Linked DNA regions of Mus musculus: region 1 is linked to region 2. A link is a loop called in an ENCODE intact Hi-C map of the cell type or tissue named here. Cell type or tissue: gastrocnemius. All regions are shown on one strand. Region 1 holds the start of Mir761 (microRNA 761). Region 2 has its middle 8.8 kb from the start of Rab3b.

Region 1 (4,000 bases), 150 kb before region 2:
GCATTTTATTTTAGATGCCATTATTAAAGAAGCAATCTTTTTAATTTCACGTTTGGATTTTAATGAGGAGGAGCTGGGGAAAATGGCTCAATCAATAGAGTGATTGTTACATAACAATGAGACCTGGGTTCAATCCCCAGCACTACGTAAGAGCCTGGCACTGAGCTATACAACTCTAATGTCAACACGAGGGAAGCAGAGACAGGAAGAGCCTGGGAGCTTGCTGGCCAGGCTAGACACCTAGTGAGCACTAGGCTCCTGAGAGTTCAAACACAGGATGTGGAGCCAGTGTGGGTGCACATGCCTCGAATCCCAGCACTCAGGAGGCAAAGGCTGGTGATCTCTGTGAGTTTAAAGACCACCTTAATGTATATAGTGACTTTCAAGACAGCCATGCATATACAGTAAGACCTTGTCTTAAAAAGAAAGAAAAAGGGGGGGTGGGGGTGGAGGCAGGGAGAGGAAGGAAGAAGACATGTAACAGTTTGCTCCTTCTTCCCCAATATTCTGACGGTTTTAGAGAAATACAACAGAACGTGCCCAGTATTTCCATGTGTATAATGGCATTAAGTAATAGTTACCTATCCAGGGCTTCCTTGAAATACTTTCTCTGGACATCAAACTGAAAGACTGTGCGTTCACAATCAGTTGAGGCATTATCACTACCTCCATGTTTCTTGAGGAAGGCATCAAATCCATTCTCATCAGGGTATTTCAAACTACCCATGAATACCACTAAATGGGAAGAATAAAATGTCACACAACAGAAAGAAATAGACAGAAACTTTTATTATCAAAGATGAACTTCTCTATGCATAGAAGATAAAGTCACATGTTAACAATGGCTGTGTCTAACACTTTTACATTGATGCTGTGCATCATTCTACAATGCTCACATTATTTCTAATCCAAGAAAACCCAAATGTTTCATGTTTAAAAACAGGTGAGTAATTTGCTTATAAAAAGGGTAAAACTTAAACATAAGCTTATGTGCAGATTAACAACTACCATAAAAAGGTGTCAAGTAAGAGGTTCACTTTCAAATAACCTAGAAGCTAAAAATATTTTTAAAAAATGACTAATGCAGAAAGCCATCACATGTGTAAGCATTTGTAGCTGTGTAATGTCCACGTGTTTTCACTGAGACATACTCATAGCTAAACTTATGGTTCCTTTTGTGGCATATTAATCACACCTTTTGATTGTATTTTCAACACTCTGATGTCACTGGGTGCTATGAACATTGAAGCAGACTAGTCCAACCAGAGCTGGCCAGTTCCTAGAGAGCAACAACTGTATCTTGCTCTGTTCGCCATACTGTAGCCAACTAATGATGTCTACAGTAAAACAGGTTTGGGGCTGGAAAGATGGCTCAGTGGTTAAAGCACTTGCTGAACAAATGTGAGAAGAGGGTTCAGATCCCTAGAACCCATGTAAAGTTCATTTCAGAAGGCAGAGACAGAGGCTCCCCAGAGCAAGCTGGATAGGCAAACCAGGCATACTGGCAAGCTCTGGGTTTGACTGAGACCCTACCTCAATGAATAAAGTACAGATTGAGGAAGATACTGCTTTTCATTCAAATCCATAATATAAGTATACTTAGATGAAAAGTCTTTCCCTATAGTTATTCCTAAATCAGCATTTTTCTTCTTAGCTTTTTCTTTGTTTAAATGTACTTCAGTTAACCAATTACTAATCTTTGAAGTCAATTAATACAAATGTAAAGGGAAAAAGGAAACCACACCCAGGAATGATATTTTACAAGATCTTACTGTGCTCCAAAAAGTGTGCCAGCCCAGGCAGGTCATCTGGATCAGCAAAGCTCCCAACTCCAACACACAGAGCCGCTGCAGACTGGGGTAAGTAGAACACATACAAACAGTGGCGTCAATCCTAAAGCAGTACCAGCACCTCAAGGATTCACTTGGAGAAGCTTGCCAACAGAAAGAACAGAACTCTCCCTGGGAGTCAGGAGGAGCAGCAAAGTGAAACTCACCAGCACTGTGTCAGTTTCACCCTGCTGCTCCTCCACTTGCCATCCTGCCAAATGCTCAACAGGTGCAGACCTGAGGGAGAAAGCAGAAACAGAAACAAGGCAGAGGCCGGCCTCCCGGGCCTCCCGGCAGGCCGCAGTTCACGCTGCTGATTCAGGACTCTGAACCACGCTGTGCCTGAGTTACTAGGCTTTGGAATTCTGCAGAACTAACACATCTGGGTAGGATGAAGGGCTCTAAGCAATTTAAAATGTTTACGCTGAGTAACTCAGTTACAAGACACTCAAGACTTCTCAGTGTGCTACTCAGAAAGTTTAATACTAATATGGGGTGGGGATGGGGGTAAGATAACCATTTAGGAAAATATTTAATAAAATAGTAAGTAAATGGTTAAAAGAGAAAACTTGCTATTAAAAAGCTACAGCAATAGGATTTAAGAGGCTCTTTAGTTCTTCCTTTTGCATTGAACACACACATATAAATCATGTATTACTTATCAATGTGCATTTGCCAAATTCCTTGGGAAAATTCATTTTTAACAAAAATAGATGGCCAAGATATACACAAAATTCTGTTTTTAATGACTAACACATACTATCATCATTAGTTAAAATTTTGGGGTTTTTTTTTTTAAGTAAACGAAATAGTAAATTTGAAAACAGGAAAGTATATATTAACTTTTCCAACTTTGTATTAATTTTCAGAACTAGTGCATTTGTGAAGCACTGTTTGATAAGGTTGTCCTTATAACATAGCATGCACCTTGGGTTTCTAAAAGAGCCAAACAGCCTCACTTGATACTTCAAGTCCCATTTTTGAAGACTTAGCACATAAGCTCATTTAAAACATGGAAGAATAGCCACTTCTTCAAGCACAGTCTAACCTGTTCTGTGACATTTAATAGATGCCTAACCTGCTTTCAGCTCCAACTACCCCATAAAGATTTCTTGTCTCGACCAGCAGGGTTGAAGACATTTTTGAATAAGATGACTTAAACCACAGTCTATCAGTCAGCTTTGACCACAGCAAAAACAGGTTCTGCGATTGCTAGAAAAGAAATTCATACTTGAGGATTTTCTACCCAAGAATTTTATACTTGAGAACTGAGTTATAAAACTCAAAATTATGAACAAATCATAATTCAAATATATCATACTTAAATTTCAATCTTGTTAACTTATTAACTTTTCAGATCAAGAAAAACTTCTTTTCAAAGAACAGAAACATAATTTAAAAAATGTTCTAGGAAAGTAATTAACTTCTCCAAAAGCTAACATTTTTTTTCCCATTTCATTTCTTAATGAGAATTATTTACCTTAAATAAGGCTCACATTTCTCAAATAAAAATTAAAGCCTAAACATTCCTCAGAGCCAATGCGATTCTGAAGCCACCTCTCACCTACACTAACTTCTTCACTTTCCCTTCCAGATGCTTACGTGCCTCACGTACACACTAAGTAGAAACCATTTCTTACTCTTAAAAGCATGGAATCTTTTCTTCCACTAGGATACCTACTGCTTCACAGCCAAAATGATTTGGTCTCTTCACACCTAATTGCTTTATCAAAAGAAGTCCATGACACAGGAAAACTTGCAGTTTTTTATACAGAGAAAGACAGATATAGAAACTTAGAGGTAAGAATCTAAGATTTAATAATACTGTCATTTTGGGAGCTAAGGTAGAGCTCACAATTGTGTGACCTTAAAGGTGGGTGTGGAAGAAAGAAAGCCAGGCAGCATAAGATCCCCCAGAAGTCAGGGGCAGACCTAGAGCTAGAACTCAGGTGCATCTTAGGATGTCTGTGATTTCTTAATCCATTAACAATTAGAAATAATCCTATTAATTCCCAATTTGCCTATAAAAAAAAAACTTTAGAATTGTCTACCAAGTGGCATATATACAAATTTATTCAGTATCTTAAGTTTCACCTCTGAAGTTCTCCAAGCGAACGCAACTTGGCTTACTATCTCACACACACACACACACACACACACACACACACTCT
Region 2 (4,000 bases):
ATTAAGACAGCCTATGAGAAAGGAAGAGAAGCCACAGAGACCATGGGGTCCAGAAGGGAACAAGGCCCCAGTAGTGAAGGCAGAGGCGTTCCCTGCTTGATCATTATAAAATAGCCCCTCACTGTTTGCTTTCTTTCCTTTTATCTGTTTTTCCCTTTTGGAGACAGGGTTTCATGTAGCTCAGGTTAGCCTTCAACTTGCTATATAACAGAACCTCCACCACCTGGATGCTGGGATTACAGGTTTGCACCACCACACCCCATCTGTGTGATTCTGGGGACAGAACTCAGGGCCAGAAAGGATAACTTATAATTATATTCATTTATTTTGCTCTAGTTAAATCAACTCCACCATCTTCTCAGCCACAGTCCACCAATGTTAATCCCCTTGTCTCTGTTTTCCCAACTTCAGGACCCCTTCCTTGCCAGCAACAAAGCACACAGAGAGAGTGCCTGTTCTATAATTTAACATGGAGAGTAGACAGCATCCTGTCACCAAGGCTTTAGTTTAATACTTGCAACTATACTGAGTAGCCAAAGGACACTGGAGTTAGCCTCTCCCAGCCAGAGCAACATGGGGATCTCCAGTTTTGATATGCTTCCTTCTGAGGATGAGGGAGCCACCTTATCCAGTGCTGGCTGCTTTGTTTTTGGATAATAGTCATTGATGGGAAAGTTGTCTTTATCAAAATCTTTCTGACCTAGCACTTACAACCCTCTGTTCCTACTTCTTGGCCATTATTCCCTCCATCCATGCATCCATTCATTCATCCCACAAGGAGTTCACTGGCACGTAGTATGTGCCAAACAGTGCTCTAGGCACAAGGCGCATGAACATCATCTAAGAGAAGCTGGAATCCTAGGAGGAAGAGAAACATTAAGAAGACAAAATGTATAGGAAATTTTCACATAGCGAGAAACATATATAAGGTCTGAGTCATACAAAGTGATAGGGGAGAGAGCTGGGAAGGTAGCTCAGCTGGACGAGTGCTTGCTTGCCTAGCATGTTCGAGGCCCTGAGTTCTGTCCCCAGTATCACACAGATGGGGTGTGGTGGTGCAAACCTGTAATCCCAGCATCCAGGAGGTGGAGGCAGGAGTATCAGGTGCTCCCTGGTATCCTCCGTTATGCAGCAAACTGAAGGCCAACCTGAGCTGCGATGTGAGACCCTGTCTCCAAAAGGGAAAGAAAAAGGAAAGAAAGGAATAGAGGGAAAGCACCTGAATAGTGGGCGTGGCTGTCTTACAATGATCAGGCCAGTGAGAAGGAGTCAGCTCATCTGTAGCATGAGGAAATCAATGGAGAGAGGACACATGATTCTTCCAGAGTCGCCATGGCTAAATGACTGACACTCGTGTCCCCCTGCCCCTGCTGGATGTGGGCAGCAGTAACTGAACACAAGCTTAGGGTTCTCAGTGTTTGTGAGCCCCACCTCCCAACACACACACACGCACACGCACACACAGAGTCCTCTCTCAGTCTCATAAGTTATTACCCACCTCTCACCCAACCCCTTTATGGACCCTGGCTGTAAAATGTGGGACTTGATCTAAAATAAGTATAATGGGCTGATTTGGTTCTAAGATCCAACAGGTCTGGGTTCAAGTGTAACAATTACTATTTGCCAGTTAGTGTTATTTCTTTTTCATGGTAGTATGAAGACCTGAATAGTCTCGTGGGCTCCTTAAGAAAATGAAATTCGAAATTATTACATAAGGAAGTGGTATATAAAGAGATATTCATTGACATCAACTACTTAAAAGAGACCTCACCTTTAATCCTAGCGCTCTGGAAGACAGGGGTAGGAGGATATCTGAGGTCAAGGGCAGCCTGGTTTACTTAGTGAATTCCAGGCCAGCCAGGGCTACATAGTGAGACTAAAAACCAGGGACAGCTCTCAGAACTAAATACATTGTGTTCGTCAAAGCAGCCCTCATAACTAAATATGTTGTGTTTGTCAAAGGTTCTTCCTTCAGATACATTTCCATGGGGTTGAGGAATGGTTAACAGTCCTGGAATGTATCAGGTAAGTCAGGGAGCCTGCTGAGGAAGGCTAATAGGGAAGCACTGTGACCCTCTGCAAAGGTTTAACTCGTACTCCCTCTTGTGTTCTAAGTGGGAAGTGCACTCCCTCTGGACTGACGAGTAGCCATGGTGCTGAAGTAAGCCTAGCTACCGAGCAGACTAGAAGGGAAGGAAGGTCTGACAAGCACCTACTGGGTTGATTTTTGGTATCTCATCTTTTTCTCTCACGATCCATTCAACAGAAGCAAAAGCCCAAGTGACTTTTCTAAGACCTAAACACTAAGAAAACAGGGTGAGGGTGGGGGTGCGGGTGGGGTTGACGTTCATGGCACTGCAGGACAAAGCCACACACCCTTATGCGTTTGATCAGATGCTTTTCTCTGTGGATTTACCACCAACCATCAACCCTTTTGAATGTTATTCTCTGGCCACGGGGCTGTTTTAGCTGTTGCAGCTCACTGTTCTTACACGAGCCTCAGTCTCAATCTTAGATACCATCCTCAATACCCTTCATTCTCTTAGAGAGTCACTTCCTACTTAACCGGCCACAGTATCCTTCTTACTTAGGGAGAATACCATAGCTCTCTCTTTTGGACCTCAGACTTCGTGTGGGCTCAACGAAGGCTGAGCCGATGAGATGTTCAGCCCTAGGAAGTTACAGTCGCCCAATCTCTCATTCAGCAATGGTTGTAATGATTGTGCCAGACGAGCAGCTCCCACCCTCATAGAATTTACATTCTGGTGAGGCAACCAGATAGACAACCTCAACGGCAACAGATTATCCCCGTCAAAGTGACTTTAATGGAAAACCGAAGAGAGGGCTAGGGAATGGAGCTCAGTTGTAGAGCATTCGCTCCAACTGCGCTCTGGATTGGATCTCCAGCACTGTATACACCAGGCATGGTGGCACTTGCCTTTAATCTGAGCACTGGGGATATGAAGGCAGAAGGATCCGAAGTGCAAGGTCATCTTCAGCTGCATGGTGAGTTTGAGGTGATACCCAGGGCTAGACTTGGGTTGAAGGGACAGAAAGCAGTGAATAGTTAAAGACTGTTTTAATGGCATGGTCACTAAAGATCTCATAAAGAGACATTGCATAGATTTCTGAGGAAGGAGAAACAAAAGGTGGGGAAGAGGATCTCTGATGGAAATAGCTACACCTGCCAACCCCCAAGGACCTCTGAACACCAGAGAGAAGCCAAGTGTGACTGTATTTCTATGCACCAGTGATGGGTGCTGAGGAACTGGAGTTGAATTTGAGATTCAGGAGAACGAGGGGTCCTGGGGAAGACTGCTCAAGAGCTCTTTTCTGGGCTTTGCTGAAGTTGTTGTTCTAATATAGCTCAGGGTTCAAAGCAAGGATGGAGAAGCAACAATAGACACACAGAGTGATTATCACCAATAGGACCAGATGTGCTCAGGAGACAGAAGGTCTCACAGAGGAACAAGTCTGATTGCATGTTGCCCTTGAGCTCCTAAGCTCCACTGAGGCAGAGGATGGGAGGAAATATCTTGCTCCTGCATTCCGTGTACAGGTGGAGGCTTTCCTCCTAGGGGAGTAAACGAAGTTCTATGTGAACTTTGTTCATACAACAGGACATTGTAGGAAAGATTACAGTATGAGCAGGTTACATGGCTGAACGAGAATAATATACCGTGTAACTGGAGAATTGGGGCCAAATTATGTCACTATTCAAGCAATACCATTAATAATAACAGAGGAAGAAAGTCAATGAAGTGTTCTAAGCCAAAAAAGGGGGTGGGGTGGAGTGGGGTGAGGATTTCATTTTAAAGAGAGCAATGACTGTAAAGAATATTTACAGAAAGTAGAGTATGGTGACTCCTACCGATCGATAATCCTAGCACTTGAGAGTCTGATGCAGGAGGATAGCCAGCTTGAGGTCAGCTAGGGTTTCATAGAAGATCCTATCTCCAAAAAAAAAAAAAAAAAAAGCCAGCGGTTAAGAGCACATGGG

The links. Peaks named below come from ENCODE experiments on the same cell type or tissue, not always from the same donor. Only the 100,000 strongest peaks of a DNase experiment are listed, where the experiment ranks them.
Region 1: it touches region 2 in a loop (3-fold over the local background); 1 of 42 quality-filtered maps calls a loop at or near these places.

The regions. Positions count from the first base shown.
Region 1 is chr4:109,015,693-109,019,692 of GRCm38, reverse strand. Nrd1 (nardilysin, N-arginine dibasic convertase, NRD convertase 1) reads right to left here. Exons shown (of 31, transcript NM_146150.3): 3 at 1,773-1,854; 4 at 582-735. It overlaps Mir761 (microRNA 761), which reads right to left and starts at 2,038; the gene lies at 1,963-2,038. In gastrocnemius, no CTCF peak of the experiment used is centred here; a DNase peak (open chromatin) is centred at 2,055; H3K4me3 peaks cover 1,216 bases; H3K27ac peaks cover 1,902 bases.
Region 2 is chr4:108,868,279-108,872,278 of GRCm38, reverse strand. No RefSeq gene overlaps it. Among named protein-coding and RNA genes, the nearest start is that of Rab3b, 8.8 kb to the left of the region's middle. In gastrocnemius, a CTCF peak has its summit at 2,114; a DNase peak (open chromatin) is centred at 2,108.